3 separate regions of the Mus musculus genome follow, and all the other regions are linked to region 1. The links are chromatin loops, found by intact Hi-C in ENCODE. Cell type or tissue: heart. All regions are shown on one strand.

Evidence for each region. Peaks named below come from ENCODE experiments on the same cell type or tissue, not always from the same donor. Only the 100,000 strongest peaks of a DNase experiment are listed, where the experiment ranks them.
Region 2: a loop joins it to region 1, with 2.5 times the contacts of the local background. A loop is called at or near these places in 4 of 42 quality-filtered maps.
Region 3: a loop joins it to region 1, with 7 times the contacts of the local background. A loop is called at or near these places in 16 of 42 quality-filtered maps.

The regions. Positions count from the first base shown.
Region 1 is chr11:109,326,822-109,334,821 of GRCm38, forward strand. No RefSeq gene overlaps it. Among named protein-coding and RNA genes, the nearest start is that of 1600015H23Rik, 13 kb to the right of the region's middle. In heart, a CTCF peak has its summit at 4,712 (motif pointing right); DNase peaks (open chromatin) are centred at 4,700 and 6,080; H3K4me3 peaks cover 943 bases; H3K27ac peaks cover 206 bases.
Region 2 is chr11:109,240,155-109,248,154 of GRCm38, forward strand. Rgs9 (regulator of G-protein signaling 9) reads right to left here. Exons shown (of 19, transcript NM_011268.2): 12 at 7,910-8,000; 13 at 6,299-6,414; 14 at 696-783. Among named protein-coding and RNA genes, the nearest start is that of Gm39440, 25 kb to the left of the region's middle. In heart, a CTCF peak has its summit at 4,571 (motif pointing right); no DNase peak of the experiment used is centred here; H3K27me3 peaks cover 2,400 bases.
Region 3 is chr11:109,581,296-109,589,295 of GRCm38, forward strand. Wipi1 (WD repeat domain, phosphoinositide interacting 1) reads right to left here. Exons shown (of 13, transcript NM_145940.2): 5 at 3,800-3,897; 6 at 2,780-2,872; 7 at 1,832-1,902; 8 at 1,077-1,184. All of the region lies in intron 2 of Gm39442 (a long non-coding RNA gene), which reads left to right. Among named protein-coding and RNA genes, the nearest start is that of Gm39442, 6.9 kb to the left of the region's middle. In heart, a CTCF peak has its summit at 3,989 (motif pointing left); DNase peaks (open chromatin) are centred at 3,846 and 6,566; H3K27ac peaks cover 2,249 bases.

The DNA.
Region 1 (8,000 bases):
TTTGATTGTTCTCGGTTAAACTTAGATCTAGATGTCACCCAAATGGCTATGGTGTCTGCAAACCTCCCCCCTGCTATAAGGGAGAAGGTTGATAGATAACAGGGACCAGACCCCACCAGACCAGGAGACAAGACACAACTTTGAATTGATTGGTTCTCTGCTGTCACCTGGACTCCCCAGATTGCCAGCTACTCGAATAAAGCCCAGCTTAAAGGTTTGATTTCTGGTGTGTTTTGTGCATGCGATCTGCATGACAGACTATGTCTCCCGGGAGGGCCTGCTCTTCAGATGCAGACAGCTTTTGGCTCCTGTCAACAAAATCTAGAGTTACCCAGCCAAACATCTCGCTCTGATTACTGTTATAAGCTCGCCATCTCTTTCTGTCTCGCCATGCTTCCTCACGGTGCCGCGCCACTGGGTCCTTTTAACATGCAGGCATACACCTGTGGTCTGAATAAAATCAATGGTTTCCTAGCTTCAGTGAGGCTGAGAAATAGAAAAGAGTCAGCCACATGAATACTACGAACCTTGGTGTTTGCTTCCACGGGGGAGTGGGGTAAGGTTGGGGGGAGATTTAATGACTGCCACATTTTTAAAAGGTGGCTGTGAAGAACAAACGAAAATAATAAATGAGACTGGAGATGGTAACAGGAGGCTGAGATGAGAGGATTGGGAGTTGGGGCCTGCCTGAGCTGTAAATGAGCAACAATGCCTGTTCTCCCTGGGCTGGGGTGCCAAGGCCTCCTGGCAGAGACAAAGAACTGAGACAAGGCATGAGATCAACTGCACCCCCAGGAGCCATGCCGGCCCAGCAGGTCAGGGGAGGGGAGGGGCTGGAGGAAGGATGGTTAGGGAGCATTCTGAGGAGCACTTCACGGAGGAAGTGGATTTTGAAGGCAATTCATGAAATGAGAAAGAAAAGAAGGAGATGTATACTGATCCAGAAAGTCAGGAAGAAAGAGCTTAGTGGGACAGCACAATGCAGTAGAGTGCTTAGTGGGACAAATCTCACCTGCATCCCTTCCACTTCATCCAGCCCGTTCCAGAGGCAGGAAAGCAGCAAAGAGCAGGGGGCTTTCCCTAAGTCAGCACTAAGCGGTATGAGTCCTAACCTCAGAATTTTCTGTCAAACCAGCATTTGCAGCTGATGGCAGTCTTGAGAAACCATCCAACATCGTCTGTGCAGGGAAAGCCGCTAAGGACAGCCACCCACTCAGGCTCTCTACGCAGCACGAGCCCCTCAGGTGGCACGCAAGCCCTGGCTGGCTTCCTTGGGCATGGCTCACTACGCACTTTATCTGCAGGGACACTTTCTTGGCTCGCAGAATTGTTTAGAACAGAAACTGTTCACTGTGGCCCCATGTAGAGCTGTGGTCCTTGGCCTTCTTCAGCACCCGGGCCATGACTCAGCCATGGGGTCCATAGGAAAGAGACCACCGAGGTTGTTGAAGAGGGTTTGTCCTGTGGCCGCTGCACCTGGAGTGTCCAGAGGAAGCCACCAGCTCCAGGGTCACTACTTCCAATGCAGTCATCTGTCCCTGCCTCCCCAAGACAGACAGATCACACACACACACACACACACACACACACACACACACACACACACATATACAAGTGTAATAACACTGGGCACGTATATGTATCAAATACAGTATCTTATACTGTAATCCTAGCATTTGGAAGGTGGAGACAGAAGGATCAAGAGTTCAAGTTCTGGGAGATGGCTCAGATGTTAAGAATACTTGCTGCTCTTCTAGAGGATCAGGGTTTGATTCCCAACACCCACATGATGGCTCACAGTTGTTTGTAACTCCAGCTCCAGGAGACCCTGCACCCTCTCTGGCTTCCGTGGGCACTACACATGCATGTGGTATACGGAGATGCATGCAAGCAAAACAACCATACGCATCAAAAAAATATTTTAAAAAAGTTTAATGTTTCATCCTTAGCCCCATAGGGAGCTCATATAACCTGAGTTACCTGAAAACCTGTTATCATTAAAAAAAAAAAAAAGAGGTGGAGAAGGGGGAGGGTGAAGGAAGGAGGAGGAATGAGAGAGGATGAAGAAGCAGAAGAGGAGAAGAGTTTGGAGAGGGAAGAGGGGAGAAGAAAGGGATGAGGAGGAGGAGGGGAAGGAGAGGAGGAAGTGAGAAGAAAGAAGTAGTAGTGGGGGGGGGGGCACAAACAGACAAAGACCAATCAAACTGCAATAAATCAAAAATGCAAAATGCGTAACAGCCTCCTCCAGTCTGAAGTGGCCTTGGCAAGGTGACCTTTGGTTTTAAAGCTCCCAGAAGTGAGCGCTGCCAGGGCCTTACACAGGAAGAATGGTGGTGCTTCCTACACTTCTTCACACAGTTGTCTCACATCCTCACTGCCACCTCACTCCCCCCACCCCCCCACCCCCCGGTGAGTCCATTGCAGCTTCCTGGCCTTGAATTCCAGAATCTTGAATTAGCCACAGTTCTTCCCAAAGCCTCAACAAATGGTGCAAGTGAGCGATCAGCTGACACTGCTCCCCCACCATGACCTTACTCTAGGCCCAGAGTGTCCCCTCTCAGCTCCCAGCTGACCAAGGCACAGCGCTGAGCACATCGAAGAACCCAGGCAGGAACCAAAAGATTCCTTTCTGCCCCATGCTCACAGCTGCATCCAGATTAGCTGTCACTCTCTGTAAACCCTCAAGGACTGGAATTTTCCTATAAACCAGAGAGGGCTCCCTGGGGGACCATCACAATAATGCACTTGGCAGGGAAAAGATATTAAAAAAAAAAACCCGAAACCACTGTGCTCTCTTTCCTGGAAGACACACATCCCATTGCTGTTCACGGTTCATGCACCCAAGTCCAGTAGGGCCCAGAGGCAGGATCTTGCCTGAAACATCTGCCATTTCTTTTGCATTCCCAAGACCAGGTTAATGAATGTGTGTCTTAAGTCTTCCAGAACCTTCCTTCAGAAACTGTACTGTCCACGGGACACAGCTATGTGGTTCCAAGCAAGAACTGACCTGGAACAGGTCTCTTGGAACATTCATGGTTCTCCTTCATGTCACCTTCCCTGACTTCACAATACCCTCACGTCCGTCAGGAGCACCCAGTAAAGCCTCCGCTCAGCCCTTTCTGAATCCATTCTTGGCGCTCCACACAGGATAAAGGAAGTATCTACCCATAAGCACTACCTCTATCCTTGGAGCATCCACCATGGCACCTGGGCTCGTTTGCGTTGTCAACTTGATAGAAACTGAGACCACCCGGAAGGAAGGGATTTCCACTGAGATTGGCTTGTGGGTATAATGGTGTGGCTTTTTCTTGATGGGCGATTGATGTGGGTGAGCCCAGTCCACTATGAGTGGTACCACCCCTGGGCAGGTGGTGCTAGGTAGTATAAAAAAGCAAGCTGGACAAGCCATGGGGAACAAACAAGTAAACAGTAGGAAATGCACAGCAGCCGGGCAGTAGTGGCGCACGCCTTTAATCCCAGCACTTGGGAGGCAGAGGCAGGTGGATTTCTGAGTTCGAGGCCAGCCTGATCTACAGAGTGAGTTCCAGGACAGCCAGGGCTACACAGAGAAACCCTGTATCAAAAAACCAAAGGCCAGCTAACACGGTGGGAAGCTTTAGATTGCTCCAGTAGCTCCGTTTAAGCTCATTTGCAGGTTGACCCTCCTTGGCAATCTGGATGCATCACAGTCCTGTTCCTGGGGCACCGGGAGTGGGGGTTGGTGTCACATCTGGGCAGATGCTAAAGGTATCTATCTATACTGCCTACCTTCAGCTCTGCAGCTAGCTGGCCCACAGAGCCTGGCTCACCCACAAACACATCACATTAGACAAGGGACACCTGAGGGTCTTTGTGGTGGGACCTAGTCCACCATCAGTCTACATCACTCGAGGCTGGGCACCTTTAAGCTGTCTTAGATGGGTCACGTTAGCCTGGGATGTCTTTAAGAAAGCAGTTACAAGCCTTTCACTTCTCACTGGTCCGTGAGCACACGGGTTAACTGTCTAAGAGGAAACAGCACAGGATGAGGTTGGTGCGAGGACCTGACCTTTAGACTCAAACCCTTTAGACTCAAACCCAAACAAGTTGATCCAGCCAGAGGAAGATGGTGACCATGGCCTTCTGAGCTATGTGGGTATTGTGGTCAAGGTATTAACCATGTTTTTACTCTCAAATATGGGTAACATATGGGTGCTATGAAATTAACACGTGGGTTTCAGAGTTCCCATCTTTGAGGCTGGTGGCAGGCTCTGTTTCTCCCACATTCTACCCAGCAGGTCCTGATTCTTTAGGGCCAAGAGGCACCTTTGGATACTTACACAGTGTTATCGAGCATCACACCAGACAGGGAGGACCGACCCAGAGGGATGCCCCTTGCCCTTACCCAGTCTTCCTTGGACACTCCACGGAGTGGATCCCCGCCCACCTGCCAGGAGGGCCAGGTGAGGACCTCGCAGTAGGTATCCAACCATCCTCCCGGATCCTGGATGAATTCACGACCACAACACGAATAGGAGAGAAACGGGAAACACCCCCCCCCCCCCCCCGAGTTCACAAGCCAAAACGAACCCCGAGGGGCAGGGCTGTGGCTGCCGCCTGGGGCCCATAGCATCTGCACTTGCAAAGCACTTGGAACCCACGCCAGCCAATCAGCTGGCAGCGCCGAGCTCACTTTAGCATGCCTAGCACAGACTCAAAGTACCACCAGGGGGCGGCATCTGGCTCCACCTGGACCCTGTAAGGAAACAAAATAGTCCAGAGGATTGAAAGTTGAGCCCCACCACTGAAGTCAGAGAAAGTGAAAGCGATATGTGAACTGACTCTGGCTCCCTGGTGAGCCTGTCCCTAAGTCACTGAGTAACTGTTAGCCATTACTTAAACTCCCTAATAGTTTGCATCCTCTTCTAAACTGAGAAAAGTCAGGATATGGAAATGACACCTGACTGGCGGGATGGCTCACCTCCCTGCTGGCCCTGGACCCCTGGATTTACTACCTGGGTGGAGGAGCTCCAGCAAGGATCACAGATAATAGCTGCGCGAAGAAGGCTTCGTTTGGTCCTGTTTTTTAAGCTCACGGAGAAAACGTATTCCTGAACAGAAAAATGCCTGGAACGTGCTGAATTCCTAGTAATATTTGTCCTTTAGCGCTTGGAACTCATCCTACACCTCACCGCAGCCGAACCCCACCCTCACACCACCTCCCGCCTTACCTGGTACTAGGGAGATTGAACCTAGAGTCTCTTGCATGCTAAGTTCATACTCATCAACGAAGCCACACTCCCAAGCCCCTTTGGGAAACACACACACACACACACACACACACACACACACACTAATATGAGGACTGTTGGAGTTCCGCCATCATTTAACTTGAGGTTAAATCTCAGCTGCTTTTTACCAACAGTCTGTGAGATATGGGATAATTAACCTCTCTGCGCCTTAATTCCAATACGACAAAATAGTCAGCTGACCATATTGATGTATATCTGTATTCCAGTAATTGAAAGTTGGAGACAGGAAGGACAGGGACTGAAAACCAACCTCAGCTCCATAAGGAGCTTAAATCTAACCTGGGCTATTTAAGACCCTGTCTCAAACAAACTAACAACAACAACAATAAAATAAAATAAAATAAAATAAAATAAAATAAAGCTAGTTAATGACAAACTTATAGAGTTATTAGGGGGAGATAAATAGGTAAAGATTCAGTAAATCTGAGTTGTCACTATTATTAATATTAAAACCATTAATAGTGGTATAGGAATGCCCACAGTTTGTAACACTAGCTAGATCTCAGACACAATGGGAATTCCGCAGGTCTGAGCCTAGGATTGTTAGCCGTAGACCAACCATATGCCCACTTTTCATTGCCAGGGCTGAGTACTTGAGCTGTGTAGGGCAGACACAGCTGATGTGAGAAGAGGGTTGGTGGACATTTTCCCAGGAAATGGATATCCCTTGGTTTATATGGGTCCCACTCCAGTGCAAGAGCCAAGTTCCTACCCAGCCCCAGGCCTCTTTGCACGTCGTTACAGGGCTGGAATAACAGCCTAGAAAGCCGACTCAGAAGCCGGGTTGACTCACAGGGAGATGACTTGGCAGACAGTCATGAGTTGGAGCGTCCAGCTCAGCCACTGACCTGCTATCCCCACAGCTGGGGAAATACCGCTTCACCCAGGTTATCAAATGTCCTTGAATTCAAACTTGAACCCCATTGGATGGGTTAAGCAATGTCATTTCAAAATCACTTTAAATCTGATAGTGTGTGTGTGTGTGTGAGAGAGAGGGGGGGGGTGCAACCCCATTCTTTTACTTTGCCCACGTTCCCTCTTTCCACCCCAACGGCCCCAACTGATTTATTTGCTAGAATTTCCCACTTATAATGAGACCCTCTAAACTCTGTTGTTTCTTTGATGGCTTTTGAAGCAGAATGTCACTATATAGCCCAGGCTTCCAGTCATCCTCCTAAGTACTGAGATTATGGGGTTTGGTTTTTGTTTTTAGAACTTTTTGATCATCTAGCTCTTGAATATTAATGCTATCGAGATTAGTTAAAAAGCAGGGCATAGAGACACCCACTTGGAATCCTAGCTACTCAAGAAATTGAAGAGAATCAATAGGACCCAGGGCCGTCTGGGAAGCATATTAAGACCCCATCTTAAAAACAAAAATAGGCAGAGACAGGCGGATTTCTGAGTTCAAGGCCAGCCTGGTCTACAAAGTGAGTTCCAGGACAGCCAGGGCTACACAGAGAAACCCTGTCTTGAAAAACCAAAAATAAAAAATTAAAAATAAATAAATAAATAATAAGAACAAACGATAAAAACAACCAAGGACTGTACAAGAAAAGCCCTTAGGCATGTAGGAGGAAGCAGTTGTATCAGGTGGTACCCACGGTCCTAGTAGTTAATAACATCCTCTTAGCTAGGGATGATAGCACAAACCTGTAATCTCAAGGCTTGGAGGCATGAGTCACAAGAGTTCAAAAGTCATCTTCTACTACATAGGGAGTTCAAGGCCAGCCTGGACTAGCGAGATCCTGTCTCAAGAATAAATAATGCGCCCTTGTGTCCCCCTTGAGAGTGACTGTGTTCGCGTGATAAACCATTTAGTCACCCTAGTCACATGACTTCCGTTTGTTGCTGTTGTTATTTCTTTGTGTATTTGTTTTGCTTTTGTGGAAGGGTCTTGCTATATCCCCCTTAAGTATATTGTCCTTGCTATATTGCCATATCGAGCCGTAAACTCACTTCGTTCATTCTGATCCTCTAAGTGCAGGAATTGCAGGCATGCCCTGTCATGAACACTACCGCCTTTTCTCCCCCTGTTCCTATCCCTCTACCCCCCCCCATGCCCCTCACCACCAGAGCTTCAAGGCCCTCCCTAAGTAGCCCACTTCCCCTACTAATACGGCTCTGTCTTTTAAAGGTTCCACCATCAGACACAATAGCCAATGGGGAATGGTTCTTATTCAGACCACAACCCGACAAGTGACAGAAGCCTTTGGTAGAAAGAAACAGAGATAAACAAGGAAAAAACAAGCAGACAAAGCAGAGATACCCCCCAAGAGTAATTAGACCTGGAAGTGAGGCTACTGTGGAGCCACAAAGAGCAGATTATATCCCGGGATAGCTTTTCCAAGTGGTAATGAACTACAGGCTAGGAAAACGTCATAGCAACAGTACAGTTTTATCTCAGTCATTTGTGGGCCAGAGAGACAGAGACAGAGACAGAGACAGAGACAGAGACAGAGACAGAGACAGAGACAGAGACAGAGACAGAGACAGAGAGGTGAGCTGTCACCTCCCCTCCAGGAAATACAGTTATGAATTATAACCAATTTGAAAAACAACAGAGTGGAAGTACAATCATATTCTGATAATGTCACCCTATCCTTATTCTATTCTTGATCCCATAATCAATTCATTAATTTAATTTATTTTCTTTGTTCCGGGTTTTTAAAATAAAAAACAAAATTTATTTTGTCTTTATTGATTGTG
Region 2 (8,000 bases), 87 kb before region 1:
GCATTCTGGAACCTCTACTCTCCCATGGCCCAGGCTAGGCAAATTTGATGATGAATCTTTAATGCTGACTAGAGAGGATGGGCAGCCATAATCCCAGCTCCCATGGCGTGACTGTCTTAGCAACGAAGCCAGCAACCCCAAAGTTGGCTGAGATTCTCAAGTCCTGTAGCTCTGTGTAAGGTTTGGCACAGGGCCATCTCTGAGGCTCTAGGTCAGAAAGACTCACACTGTTACTAGAGCGAGTCAGTGGAGGCTAGAATGAGGGTAGGGAATCCTGTTCACACTTGCACCCCAAACTGAGATTGCAATCTCACATACATGAAGATGTCTCTTCCCTTTACTGTCTTGTGTTTAAGACGGCCCCCACCACACCACACCACACCACACACACACACACACACACACACACACACACACACACACACACTAATCACACTGTGGTTCTGTGTGGCTTGCTCTCATAATCCCTGGACACAAACCAATGGGAACAGGAAAATTCCACATCCACCTCAGTTGGCTTCCTTCAGAGAAATGCACAAACCTCCCAAACATCAGGGAAGCATTCATGGCATAGTGGGTCCAATGGCTAATGCTGGCCAGAGCCCAGACAGCCACCAGGGTGTGTGACCTCCCCAAACTCTCATTCCAGCCCACACCCTTGAGGGAGGCTTCCCCCAGGACTCGGCAAGCCTTACTTGTAGATCTCCTCTGCTTTCTCCTTGACCTTGGACTGATCGCCGTACTTCAGGTCCTCACAGGCTTCCCAGAATCCTAGGTTCTCCCCTGCATGAGGAAGATAGCCCACGAAGATGAAAGCCGGGCAGGAAATGAGTGGAGAGAAGAGGAGAGAAAGGTCAGGTGGGCTCCGCTCAGTTGAGTGTCTTCCTGCAAGACGAGTCACTGAGCACTGGGACATCGAACGACTCCATGTTGACTGAGAGTACGAGCCATGTCTCACTTCCGGGATGAGTGAATTGTTGGGTCTCAGCAATGGCGTGACTCGTGAGCCATAAACTGGATTGGCTGCCAGCATGTTTAACGAGATTATCCACTCACGACGTGGATGCTGTTCTGCCCTCCAACGATACATCCTAATCTCTGCCATGTTCTTTTTCTAAATTGGTATTTGTTTGTTTATTGGTGGGCGGGCATGGGTGTAGAGGTTAAAGGTTGAATTATGCAGTTGGTCGTCTTCATCATGTGGGTCCCAGGGACTGAACTGAAGTCACCAGGCTGAGCGGCAAACGCCTTTACCCACCGAACCATCCTACCAGCGCCCATATTCTTTCTGGCCGAGAACTTATCTATAGCAAACACTTCCCGAACAATTCACACAGGCTCATGAGCATGGATGACTTCACTCTACAGCTTCCTACGCTCTGCTGCGTCTCATGCCCATGTGACTCCTGCCTGTTTTGGTTGACTGTGCCCAGGGACCCCCACCTTCTGTACACCACCATCTTCCCGCCCAAAAGTCCTTGGACTATTTGAAAGCTGATAGCAGATGCTTAGAAGATACCTGACTACTAGGGGTGCTTAATGTCATGAGAACCAGAGAGATTTTGTTCCTCTAGACTGAGAGAGAGAAAAGAAAACAGACCCCCAAAATCCTTAACCTCTTGCCAATTTCACATTTACTCCCCAGTGCTTGGCTGAACCCAAAAAGCATCAGGATGTGTTGGTACAAGGATTCTAGTGATGCCACGTATCAATTACACCTGAGAAAATAAAGATGGTGTCATCAGTAAGCAAGTAACAGGGTGTGTGTGTGTGTGTGTGTGTGTGTGTGTGTGTGTGTGTGTGTACATACACACTCACACTCTGAAGTGCTGTGGTGCCGTTTAATAGGAAAGAAAACCTTCTCCTCTGCTTCCACAGTGTTTCCTGAGAGCCCCCAGTTATGTCAGACGGGCAGAAGCTGCACAACTCCACACTAGCTAGAATTTGTCCCATAACCAGAGGCACATATTCTTTGGACAGAAATCACAGGCCAATGTTTTTCTTCATTAATCTATTGTTGTGACATCCACACCTCTTGCTTATTGAAAGTTAATCACTTATAACTAGATTAAATGAGCAATTATTCATAAACGTCAAAAGGTAAAAAAAACAACTCAAAATGGCACAGAGGAGGATCACCCGTGATATACCGACACATCTGCCGTGAAAGAATCTCTTAGCTTCGGCTGCCAACTGGAAACAACCCAGAGTTATCTGAGCGAATCTCAATGGGGGGAGGGGGATTGCCTCAATTACACTGGCCTGTGCTATATCTGTGGGCATTTTCTTGATTGATTATTGATAGAAGAGGGCCCGGTTCACTGCGGTGGGCCTGGACTGTATAAGAAGTGTAACTAAACACTAGCCTGGAAACAAGCCAATGAGCAGTACTTCTCTGTGGTTTCTGTTTCAGCTCCTGCTTGACTTCTTGCCTCTACTTCCCTCGGTGATGCACTGTGATCTGAAAATATGAACGAGGTAAACTCTTTCCTCCACAGGTTGTTTTGGGTGGTGGTGGTTTTTATCACAGCAGCAGACGGCAAGGTAGAACATGGTGTTCTATGAACCTTGAAGGCATCATGGAGGTTTGAATGAGAATACCCCCCCCCCATCCATAGGACCATCAATTGGAATACCTGGTCATCAGGGGGTATTACTACTTGAAAAGATTAGGATTTGTGGCCTTGTTGGAGGAAGCGTGTCTGTGGGGATGGGCTTTGAGATTTCAAAAAGCCCATTCCACACCCAGAGCCGCTCTCTTCCTGCTGACTGCGAATCCAGTGGCTGACTGAGCTCTTATCTGGAAGAACTCTCAGCCACTTCTCCAGCACCATGTCTGCCTGTAAGCCACCGTGCTCCCCACTGTAATGGTAAGGGACTTAACCTCTGTCAGCCAGGCCGATTAAATGCTTTCTTTTATGAGGTGTTGTGGTATGGGGTCTCTTCACAGCAATGGCATGCTGAGTAGAACAGAGGTTACAAGTAGCTCAGACACTGATCCTACGATTACACTGGCATGAGGAACCTAAAGCTGTCAAACTAAGAGAGGCATGTGTGGCATGGCAGCCACCGAGGGGTGGGCGAATAGGAGGTTAGTAATTAAGTACACAGTTTCAGCTTGAGACAACATCCTAGAAACCCAGACACATTGATTGCTCAGTGAACAGTGGCACTCAAATGGTTAAAATGGTACATTTTTGTGTTACATATATTTTACTAAGTAAAAAACAATTAAGGTGGGCACAGAGGCCTACCTGTAATCCTCCTACCCTTTGGGGAGGTAGAGGCAGCTGGATAGCCATATCAGCCATATCAGTGAGACCTGGGTTCAATTGAGAGCCCCTGACTTCATGACTAATGACTAAGACAGAGAATGACCAAAGAAGACTCCTGGGGTCAATTTCTCAGGCTTCCACACTCAATGGCAGACATGTGTTCAAGCACCTACATATACATGTATGCACTCACAGGAGTATTTATACACACTCATTTTAAAACGTTAAATAAACACCTTAAAACACATATAAGATTTCACTGCAGTATTCATAAAGCCCAAAGCCAAATTCAAGGGTTGGAGAGATGGTTCCATGGGTACAAGCATTTGTTGCTCTTTCAGAGGACCCAGGTTCAAGTCCCAACACCCACATGGTGGCTCACAACCATCTATAACTCTAGTTCTAGAGGACCAGCTCACCTCTTCTGGCCTCTGTGAGTACCAGACATGCACACAGACTTACAAACATACCTGCAAGCAAAACACCCACAGACATAAGTTTAAAAAAATAACCTAAAAAATCCCATGATGGATGAATACAGGTGGTACGCACAGACAATGGACCTGATACAGCCATAAAGAAGAGTGTAGAACACCAAGTAAGAAAAGGTCACACACTGTACGGTCCCCATCACAAGAAGCACGTGGAATACCCAAATCCACGGAGACTGAGGGAGAGGAGTGTGCAGCATGCCATGGTGAGGGAAGAACTGAAAATGACCTACCATGGGTAAGGCATTCCTCCCTGAGCTGTTACAGAATTAGCTAGTGTTGGCAGTTGTACGGTTCGGTGAATATATAAGATGACGCAAGACATCAAAGCCACTGGATTGAGCCCAGGGTGGTGGGCTACACAATTCTATTGCTTCAGAGACTGAGGCAGGAGGATCACGAGTTTGAGGCCAGCCTGGGCTACCCAGAGAGCTGCTGTCTCAAAACCAAACAACAACAACAACAGAACACTTGGAAGACAGAGGCAGGAGGACTTGGACGTCAGGTTCACCCTCAGCCACACAGTGAATCTGAGGTCAGCCTGGGTTATATGAAACTTCAATTTAAAGGTGGGGGTGGGGGTGGGGATGAATCGCATATGGGTCATACCTAAGTTTTAAGTTTTTAATTAAATAAGAAAACCAATGGTTTGTGTTCCCTGTTCATACATGAATCCCTCTGACGCTCCTCAGGAGACTGACTATATAATACGGTTTCAGAGATGCAAGGAAAATTTTCTAGATGCTTGCTTTTATCAAGGGATGCATGGCTGAAGCTCAGCATGCTACTTTACTTACTGTCCACTAGATGGCACCATTTCCACTTAGTCACGGGGCGCCGAGGCGCCCGCTCCTGTTCCATCCATCTTTCGGAGGGCTATTACATTTATGCGATTTGGCTTGCTTAGAGAGAATGATTTACAGCAAGCCATGTTCTAATGCAATGCTCTGTATCGGGCCGCCATCCAGACTAAAGCACGTCCAGTATGACTCGCTTCAGAAGCAGGGCCCCAGACTAACTGCTTTAGGGTAATCAGCCTTGGAGTCTCAAACCCAATCACGGAGCTCCCCGGTGATGGGAATGGACAAACAGATAAAATAAATCGCATAAAAGCCAATTTGTCGGCAAAGGTGGCAAAGAAATTGAACGTGTAATTGGTTCTAATCCGGCCTCAGTGTGTTCCCGGATGTTTCTCAGTGGATGAGACACCCAGAGACAGACCTCCTCCACTAAAGCCCGCATCCTCTGAAGGCTTGGAAGAAACCAGGGCAAGAGGTTACACTTCAATCACCAAGGAAGCTTTCAAGACCACAGCGACTGCAACTCAGTCCAATTAAAAAGGCATCTGGGTCCGGGGTGGACACGAGTTTAACATATCTGTGCAGGGCTGGAGATGGTTTTGTGGTTTAGCACTGGCTCCTCTTCCAGGATCGGTTCAATTCCCAGCACCCATATGGCCGCTCACAACCCTTTGTAACTCCAATTCTGGGGAATATGACACCCCTTCCGGCCTGGATGGGCACTGCATGCATATGGTATACAGAAATACATATTGGGGTGTGGGTGTGTGTGTGTGTGTGTGTGTGTGTGTGTGTGTGTGTGTGTGTGTGTAAAATAAAATAAATCTAAAAGATATGCATGGTTGGGTTGAATCTACAGAACATCTAAGCTAAAGGCAATAGGACTTCCAAAGAGCCTGGGAAGCTTAGCTTGTTCAGCTTCCTGGCCTTTGAAGATGTACTTAGGTGAGGGTAGAGGGCCAGAGGCCAGGGAAATGGGTTAGAAGAACTCTGGGCAATGAAATGAGGGAAACCAAGAACGGATGGAGAATTCCCTGGGAATTGTGAGTGAGGCTAAGGAGATTGTAGAAAAGATGTTAACATTCCCTGGTGCTATACACACACACACACACACACACACACACACACACACACACACACACACACACACCTCAGAATGCAGTGACTTTCTGAGCCTATGGAAAATGAAGGTCCTGGACCCAGGTTAGACTCTTACTCCTGGGAAAGCAGGAGATCCTGTTTAGACCTTAACAAGGTATGGAAGCACCCACTGCAAAACTCCTAAAAGTCTAGGCTGGCCATGAAAGGGAGAGTAACTTTTTTTAAAAGACTCGTGCTGGAAGGAGGGGCTGCTTAGTCCCTGAAGTCTTTGCCATGCACCCACCAAGCTGTGGGTTCGAGCTTCAGCACCCTTTAACACCAAGTAGAGGGTCTCATGCATGTTCCCAGCACTTGGGATGGAGAGTCAAAAGAACCAAGAGGTAGCCTGGGCTACACGTAATCCTGTCTCAGAGAGGAGGGAAGGGGAGGGAGAGAAGAGGAATTAAAAGAAAGGGAGGGAGGAAGGGAGGGAAGGAGGAAGGTAGGAAAGAACAGAGGTAGGGAGGGATGGAGGGAGGGAAGGAGGGAGGGAGGAAGGGAAAGAGGGAGGAAAGAAGGAAGGAAGGAAGGAAGGAAGGAAGGAAGGAAGGAAGGAAGGAAGGAAGGAAGGAAGGAAGGAAAGAGAACTCACCACTAAATTCCTTCTTGAGAAAGTACTGGAAGCTCTGCCGACCCTTGGGGTCTCGAATCAGTTCGCTGAAGTTGAAAGCCCATCTCTCCACTCGCATCTTGGTTGGGATCTCCACCCTGCAAGGATGGTGACTGGTAAATGTGGCACTCCCTGGGAGACAGGGGCTGTACTTAGCCTCAGTGGGAGTGATAGGTCTACCAACCTTCATGAGGTCCTTGGCCAATGTCTCCACCTGATCCCAGTTTTGCTCTGCCCCCTAGCCTCTGCATAGACACACAATCCAAGTTGCCACTTACTAGGAGGACACAGCCTCCAAGTCCCCTGGGGTTCACACCAGAGATGTGGCCTCCCAGAGCTGAGGGAGAGTCACAACCCAGTGGATCCCTGTTCTTCAGGGGTAAAGATCCCCGTCATAAAACAATCTATGAAGGCTCAGGCTGCCACCTTCAAGCCAGGTTAGAATTCCAGTGACATATTGGTCCCTGGATGCTGTGGTCACAGCTACCAGTCAGCATCTGTCACTCACCAAGACTTCCCTTTTACCCTGAATGTGCACGAATGTTTGTGACAGCATTTGTCATGATAGTTACCACTTGGGAAAAGCCCAAATGTCCTTCTCTAGACAGACGGGTTCACACAGGGAAGTTTGTTTATACAAAACTGAAACAAAATGCTACATCCTGCTACAGTGTGAATAAACTCTGAAAGTTTAGCAGGAAGTGAAAAATGCCCAATGAAAGACCACACATCCTATGATGTCATTTACAGGAAGCATCTAGAATAGAAGAATACGGATAATCAGAAAATAGATTGACCACTGACCATCTAGGGGGAGGGCAGGGAGTGGAGATTTGGGGGCACCAACAACTAGAGGGTGCAGATTTGTTTTTAAAACATTGTGGTAGAGATTATATTCCCCTGTCAATATAACAAAATTTTAACTGTACACTTTAAATGGGTAAATTGTATGACATATGAATTACAACTCAAAAAAAAAAAAACTCAAACTTGATATAGGGCCTGGTGTATACCAGGTTGGCTTTGAACCTGCTATGTAGCTCAGGAACCTTGAATGCCTGATCCTCCTGCCTCCCAGGTGCTGGGGTTACAGGTGCACCATTATATTGTGTTGGGGGTCAAATCTGAGGCTTCATGAATTCTAGACACTCTACCAACTGAACCACAGACCACCCTAAAATAAAGCACATTTTGGGCTGAGGAGATGGCTCAGTGGATAAAGCATTTGCTATAAAAGTGTGAAAACCACTTTGGGTCTCCAGAACTCATGTAAAAACCTAGCAGGTGTGGTAGCCGCCTGTAAACTGCCCCCTCAGGAGGCAGAGACGGGATCCCCAGGGAAAGCTAGCTAGGTAGACTAGCCAGAACTGGAGAACTATGGGCTCAGTGAGAGACCACCACTTAATAAACAAAGTGTAGATGGGTGGAAGGAAGACATCTGATACCAGCCTAAGGCCTCCATACACATGAACACATGGACCCACACACCTGGTCTCAATCATACACACGTGCAAACACATCACACACATACACTCGACAAAATAAAATCAAACAAACCAGATTTGTTAAAATTTCAATGTTTGAAATACATACAATTTGGCATTTAAATCCCAGAACTGGGTGTCGTCTGTTATCCAAGGATTGCTTGGAAGGCAGCCGGACATGATGGCGTCATTGGACGAGA
Region 3 (8,000 bases), 250 kb after region 1:
ATAAACATGATGACTGGTGGGGGATGAGGTGGGGGTTGGAGTGGGGGCGGGGCTTAGGAGTACGGACGAGGGGGGTGGGTGCACTGCTCAGTTGTGGCACCATGAGAGTGAAAGGCTGTCAAAGATGGCTGCCTTCTAGGGCCCGCCCGGGCTGCCACCACAGCCACTGAAGATTTGGAGACTGTCAAGCAGAGACTAGAAAGCAAACACAGTCTGAGAAAAGTGTACAGAATAAAAATCTTAGGTTTAACTTAAAATAAAAAAAAGTCCACCTCGGCTCATGTTTTGAAGTTGGTGGCACTGTTGTGATAGCCTCTGGGAGGAAGAAGGTCAAGAGGGAGTGGACCTCAGGAGGTCATATGAATCCCCTATTCCAGCCTACTCCCTGCTCTGCAAAGATGGGAAGAACCGCGACCACTGGGCTCCTGCCCCCCTAAACCCCTGCCGCACTGTCCCCGCCATGCTGGGTTGGAAGTCCCGTGAAACAGTGAGCTAAAGCCAACCTTTCCTCTCCCACATTTTCCCAGGAAGGCACCGTGGTCACAGGGACGAGAAAGTTACTAAAACAAAGAATGCCAGGATTCCCCACAGAGGGGACACGTTTGCTAAGCGCTCATGGCTGGCGGCAACATGGATGCTAAAGCTGTTATGGTATCTATCATTCCACTCGTTACCACAGCTGCACCAGCTGAAGTGTGTTGGTCCCAGGCAGGCAGGGCACAAGATGCTTCACGTCAACAACAAACTTACCGAGTCCCCCGTGAAGCTCGAGGTGCAAACGTAATTATGTGTCTGTTTAATAGGCAGGGAAAGTGAGCCATGGAGACCGAACACGCTTCCCAGCGTCTCACAGCTCAAAGCAGGCTGAGCAGAGAGGTAAAACTCAGGATCCCAGACCTAGATGTTGTGCTTTTGTGCAGGACGCCCCAAAACATTCTGCCAGCACGGACTCTACTACACTGGCAACAACACAGCAGCCGGGCCCAGCTTAAAAGTGAAGCTCCAACGAACGCACGCAGAATAACCGGGGACTACTCCTTCCGTCTGGTAGGAATTCTGCCTGGCCCCGCACTTGCCTGTCTGTCAGGTGTTCCATCTTGAAGATGTGCACGGTCTCCGTGTTGCTGGAGGCACACAGGAACTGGGAGTCCATACTGAACACCAGGGAGCTGATTGTCACATACCTAGAGACAACAACACCACATGGGCCGATAAGCCGGAACCGGGAGGGGCATCACCTCACTGTTCTGAGAGGGAAATGTGTCTCGAAGGGCCAAGCTGTTCTAACCCCCCCACCCCCACCCACAACAGTATGTGGTTCATGTTTAAAAAGCCACATGGGAGGGATTCAAGGGGAGCCCTGGGCTTAGGTAGAACCCACAGGGCCTGGCCCTTCCTCCCAGCCAGAGGATGGGAGCCCTGCTTCCTTAGCCTGTGGACCTCTCCAAGGTGCTCTGAACAGACCCAGCTGCAAACCTCTCAGCCAAAAACCGGTCCCAACCGCTCACATAGGATGGTGCCCCCTATTTCCCTTTGTGCAGGGATCGGACATTGTGTCCGGTGTGTAATTCCCTGGCCCTCTGCTTTCTCCTGTGCTGGTTTCCCTCCCATGGCCATATCAAAAGACCCTGACTTCTGGTCTCAAGTCTCAGCATTAAGCCCCCCCCCCTCTTCTTTGCCTTGTTTTTACAATGCCCCCCACCCCCGTGGGGCCCTGAGTCTATTACTTGGAAAGCATTTAACCTCTAGGAGGAGGCTGTAGGGCCTGCCCTTGCCCTCTCCCCAGCCAGCTGCCAGGGAGGTTTTAATGAGACAGACACTGGACACAGACCTTTTCATTCCTCGACGAAACTCATAGAGTTTCTGGCCCTCGGGAACAGAGAACACTCGGATGACAGTGCCCTGGGAGAGAAAGCAGACGGCCTTTTCCTAAGCACAGATGCTCCACACAGAGATGAGGCCCCTTCCCAAGGCAGTTTGCTCTGCTGGCTTTGAGCGTCTGTCTCTGAGGAGGAGCACAAAGCTTTGGGTGCAGGGGCATTTTTATTTGTATATTTACTGTGCCAAATATGAATTCTTGGAACTCTGTGTACCCCATGTAAAATTCCCTCCCTAGCCTTGTTCAAGGCTCTCTCAGTGTGTGTGCGTGTGCTTGTGTGATCACAAACTGTTCTGCGTTTATAGACTATTCTATCTCTGCTTATTAAAATATATCTGGTTTACATGGCATTTGAAATGTAACTTGATCACCTTCTTTGTTTATTCTGGTCAACAGAGTCCAATCTCTCCACATCTGTGGACAATGGGACATGCATCCTTATCTGGGGACAATAGGCACATGGGTCTCTCAGTAAAACCACAAGGTTTTGTTGTTGTTGTTGTTGTTGTTGTTTGTTTGTTTTTCGAGACAGGGTTTCTCTGTGTAGCCCTGGCTGTCCTGGAACTCACTCTGTAGACCAGGATGACCTCGAACTCAGAAATCTGCCTGCCTCTGCCTCCCAAGTGCTGGGGTTAAAGGCGTGCATCACCACACCCGGCTTAAACTACAAGTTTTTATGCCAAGTGTCTTGCTTCTGCGTTGCTGTCTGCCTTTGATATGGACAAACCCACTGATGGACTACTGCAGGCAGGGTCCAAACACTCTCACCCTGAAACCATTTCTGAGCAGGTCTAGAGACCCGTCAATCTTTACGTTGCTATTACTGCTCCAGCTGCAGTCTGCGCACCTCAGTAGGGGTTCTGCAAGCCCAGGCAGGAGAGGAAGCCAGAATACACTTACTTTTTCAGACGCGCTTGCTAGCTTGGAGCCCGAGGAGTTGAAGGTGATAGCGGCCAGCGTCCCCTCGTGGGCAGCAATGGTGCACACCGTTTTCTGTTGGTGTTGGGGAGAAGTGCAGATCAATACTGGTGAAGGGTGAAGATGAATTACCCCGTCTCCTTGCTCTCGGCCTTATCTCCCTGCTCACCACTGGGCTACTTGTGGTTAAGCTGAGAATCGTTTCCTATGGAGCTCTGCTAGTAGGAACCCCTCTTCCTCCCCCTCCCCCCGATCCCTGACCTCGCTCTGTTTTGGTGAACTAATGAGGGCTTCTTACAGGGTCTTGGGCAACTTAGCAATGGCAACTTAGTGGGCAACTATGCTACTGAAGAAAATGTCTCCCCTATCCCCACCATAGCAATTTAACAGCCACATGGAGCTGGTTCTCATAAGCCCCTCGCCCCAGCCCTTCCATGACATGCCCGATCTAGTGCAAATGTCAGGGTTACTGACAATCTGTGTCATGTACAGAAAGCAGCATTCTATTATGAGCCACCCTTTCTCCTGGGTCTTCTGTCCTTTCCATCCCATCTTCTGTGACATTCTCAGAGCTCTGTGTGTGTGTGTGTTCCTTACCCTGTCTTTGGGAAGGTGGATGACCAGCTATGTGCCTGACACAAAGCCAGGCTTTTAGGGGATCTTTCTGCTTGCTTCTTTAGGGGATTTCCAGAGTTATCCTGCCCTGCTCTATGAACCCTCGGGGAGCAGAGGGTAGCATAAGCAGATGGACTGTGAGCTGTCTCAATGATTTCACTGTGGGCAGGTGTTCTGCCTTGTTTTGGCACCTGCCTCACAGCGATGTTAACTAATATTGACTGAGAGCTTCAACAGAGATGCCCTTTATTTTCCTTCACCCAACTGCTGTGGCCAGAGAGCTCCCCCATACAGCTCACCCCACTGCAACAGGGCCTCCTTATCAAGTCTATTTACCAGCTGGCCAGGGCGGGCAGGCTGGTACACCAGGGACCGTTGTGAACTTACCAGGGAGTTTCCATCATAGAGTACAATCTCGCCTGTACTCTGGCTTCCAGGATAGGCCAGGTAAGAGTTGGAATGGTTGATAGACAGGGCACAGAGACCTGGCAAAGAACACACAGCATGAGGCCAAAGGAGCACGGCTGGAAAGGGCACCTGAAAACCATGTGTCTCTACTGCCACCTGCTGGCTAGGAGAGGAACATGCTTGAGTATTTCTGTAGCTTGTTCTAGTCCTTTCTTTTTGTCACCCACACCCCGGGGTCACATAGGGACACAGTCACAAAAAGTTGACAACCATGAAACATTTCTGAATGCACAGCAGGCAAAGATTAATTCGGAGTGAGGTACATACGGGATCTGGGGTGTTTCTGCAGTACCAGCCTGGTTTGCATCTCTTCGCTGCAGCCTTGGTTCTGAACACACAAAGTGCACACACCATACTGTGTGTGCTACCACACCGCTAACACACACAGCCTTCCGAGCACCTTGGCTCAGACTCATGGCTACCATATGCTGAGAGCTGCAGGGTTTTACTCTACACAAACTTCCCTACCCTTAGAGAAAAAGCAACAGTTAATAGGAAGCTGAGACATTCAATGTTTCCCCACACTGCCTGGAATGTTACTATCAAATTGGTATTGTCTTGTGTTGGAAAAGTTCAGAGCTGAGACTGAAGGAAGGAACATCCAGATACTACCCCACCCGGAGATCCATTCCATAAACAACCACCAAACTCAGGCACTATTGCAGATGCCAACAAGATTTTGCTGACAGGACCCTGATATAGCTGTTTCCTGTGAGGCTATGCCAGTGCCTGGTAAATACAGAAGTGGATGCTCACAGTCATCTATTGGATGGAGCACAGGGTCCCCAATGAAGGAGCTAGAGAAAGTACCCAAGGAGCTGAAGGGGTTTGCAACCCCATAGGAGGAACAACAATATGAACTAACCAATACCCCCCAGAGCTCGTGTCTCTAGATGCATATGTAACAGAGCATGGCCTAGTCGGCCATCAATGGAAGGAGCGGCCCTTGGTCTTGGGAAGATTCTATGCCCCAGTACAGGGGAATGCCAGGGCCAGGAAGCAGGAATGGGTAGGTTGAGGAGCAGGGGGAGGGGAAAGGGATAGGGGAGTTTTGGAGAGGGAACTAGGAAAGGGGATGGCATTTGAAATGCAAATGAAGAAAATATCTAATAAAAATATATTAAAGTCATAAAAATTGCTCTCTGAGTTGCTGATTTGAATTTCATTTTAAAATGGTTAAGTGAACCAAGGCGGTGGTGTTGCACATACACTTTTAGTCCCAGCACTTGGGAGGCAGACACAGGATCTCTGAGCTTGAGGCCAGCCTGGTCTACACAGTGACAGCCAGGGCCACACAGGGAAACCCTATCTTGAAAAACAAAAACCAAACAAAACAGAAAGTTAAACGAACCTTGGCTTGGGATTTGAACACAACTCACGCAATGCTCCTAAATATACTTCCTGGTGTTTGAAGTAATGCTTTTGGCACTACCAACTATAAAATAAAAAAAACACAGAATCATATGTTCAGCTGAGATTAGATTGCTCATGTGAAAAGAAGCAAGCTTTCTGTGTCATCAGTATGGAAACTTTACTGTCTTCAGGAAATGGTGAGATTATACCCAAGAATTATTTTAAAACAAATTTATGATCTATTATCAGCCAGTGTTTGATATATATATATATATCTATTTTGTCTGCATATATGCTCAGAGCCATTTAAAAAAAATTCTTGAACTGAGAAGGGGCTGTTGGGGGGGAGGAGTTTAAGAAATCCCGTTCTGAACAAAGGATTTGAATCGAGAAAACCTTCAGGAGACCTCTCGACTTAACACTGGCAGTGACCCCTCCACTGCTGAGCACTCAGACCTCGGGATACAAAGAATATTCTCTTTCACAGTTTTCAGCCCAAGGCTCTCAATCAGAGGTTCGCTCTCTTCCAATCCCATTACCCTCTGGAGCCCTGTGAGAGTTCACTCCTAACCGAACAGGACTTCCCAGTGGGAAAGGTCAGCGTGCTTTAGCTTTTCCTGAGTACGATTAAATACAGTTAGCTAGGAACTTCACGTTCAACTACCGGAAAGGCAAACGTTTTCTATCTCATCATCCACGCTGATAAGGGAGGGCGGAGCCTCCTCGGAGTGGAAGTCACTGGAGGTCTGCACTTTGGTTGAGGCGGCAAGCCTGGCCTTTGAGAGAAAACTTGCATCGGAACATGTTGGATGTAAGATGCCTCGATATCTTTTGGAAGTAAAGGAAGCCAAGGAAACTCTGGAGGTGACAGGAGCCATTTTTATTATAAGGATAATGGGGTGGGGTGGGGACAGTGTCCCTGCAGCACTGAGGGGAGATTTCTCACCCCAGTGACTGAGGTTAGTGGTCATACACGGTAGGAACTCCAGAGCCAAAGCTTAACCGGAAAACGATCTTCAAGAAGATCATATGAGAGATATCTTCTTAGATAATAATAAAAACAATAATGCTGGCTAGCTTTGTTGTAAACTGGTGTATTCAGTGGGTTCTTATAAAAAGCATTTGTAAAATGCTAGACCCAGGCTAAAAGGCTCCTTACTTATCCTGAAGGGGAGGAGACGGCGGGGGGGGGGTACAAAACCAGTTATGACTTGAAACTAGGTCCTGCTTCCTGCTCTGGCCTCTGAGTATACAGCCAGGCCTCTGTCTGCGCTTATCTCTTGCTGCACAGAACTCCACGAGGAGGCTGGCTGGCTGCCCTTAACTGCAGGTGCCAGCACAGCTGCGAGCCCCTACCTGGTCAAAGTCACTCGGGGGCCTTTGGCACCATGAGAGGCCACCTTCCCCGCTGCTCTCTGAGCCTTGGCTCCCGACTCTGTGAGGGCTCCAGATGTAATTTCAAGGGCAGCTGGGGGTGTGGGGGTGGACAGAGGTACTCTGGCCCCGAGACATGGAAGAGAGAATGAGATTGCGTGGGTTTGGGTGGGTGTCAGGTGGGACAGTGGCAGGGGACAGATTGAGATGCAGAGTACAGAGGAACTTGTGTTGACCGAACCGAATGCTTGTGATCTTGCAGGGAAGTGCTAACAACCACGTGGGGAAAGAAGAAAAAAAGCATAGTGAATGGGGCGGGGTAGAATGCTTCCTTTATAAGCTAGAGGGCCTAGATTCAGAGCCTAAGATCCATGTCAAACAAACGAACACCTAGCTTTACACACACACACACACACACACACACACACACACACACACACACACACACACACCCTGAGATGAGTAATCACTTCATAATTACTAGGAATAACTCCAATTTCAAAGGGCAGCTAGAGATGGAGAGATGGCTCAGTAGTTAAGAGCACTGGCTGCTCTTCTCGAGGACCCAGGTTTGATTCCCAGCACCCACGTGGCAGCTCAGAGCTGTCTCTAACTTCTGTTCTGGGGGAATCTGGTGCCTTCTTCTGGCCCCCACTGGCATCAGGCACACATGGTGCACAGATTCCCATGCAGGCAAAACACCCATTCACGTAAAAAAATTTTTTTGAGGAAGCTAATAAATGCAGGTGAGGAGATGGAAACACTGGATGCTGTGTACAGGGGTGTGAACTGGGGCAGTGTGTTAGAGAGCAACCTGGGAGGTCTCAGAAGTTAATCACAGTTATCACATGACCTGGAAATTCTACTCTCACGTGCACACCAGAGAGAAATGACAGCAATGCCAACACAAAACTCTTACATATGAATGGGTGCACTTAACAATATCCATTAGCACCAAAAGCTGAAAATACAGAGGATGGGAGTGGCGGGGGTAGTTGAACCAAAACTAAGGATGGATGGAAACCCACAGCTTGGTAAACTAATTTAGAACATTTCCTTTTTTAAAAGGGGGAGTTTGAATGTAGCCACCCTCTAGGTGGAAGATGCTTTCCCAAGAAGATATGGGTTATTAAATGAACATCTCTATCTCAGACATAAGACAGCTCTCTATAAGTCATTGGTCAGCGAGAACCCTGAAGTACCCCCCAAACACAGGCGTTTGGTTGCTTGACGTAACTACATGGTAAGATAATAGTACTGATGTTTAACGTACCGGGATACAAGGAAATCAGGCTTGAACTGTCCTGGAAACTTCCTCCATGCAGGCCACCAGAGGAGAAAGGCCATCAGTCGTATAGCCCAGTGGGCAACCCTGCATGTTACAATACCAACC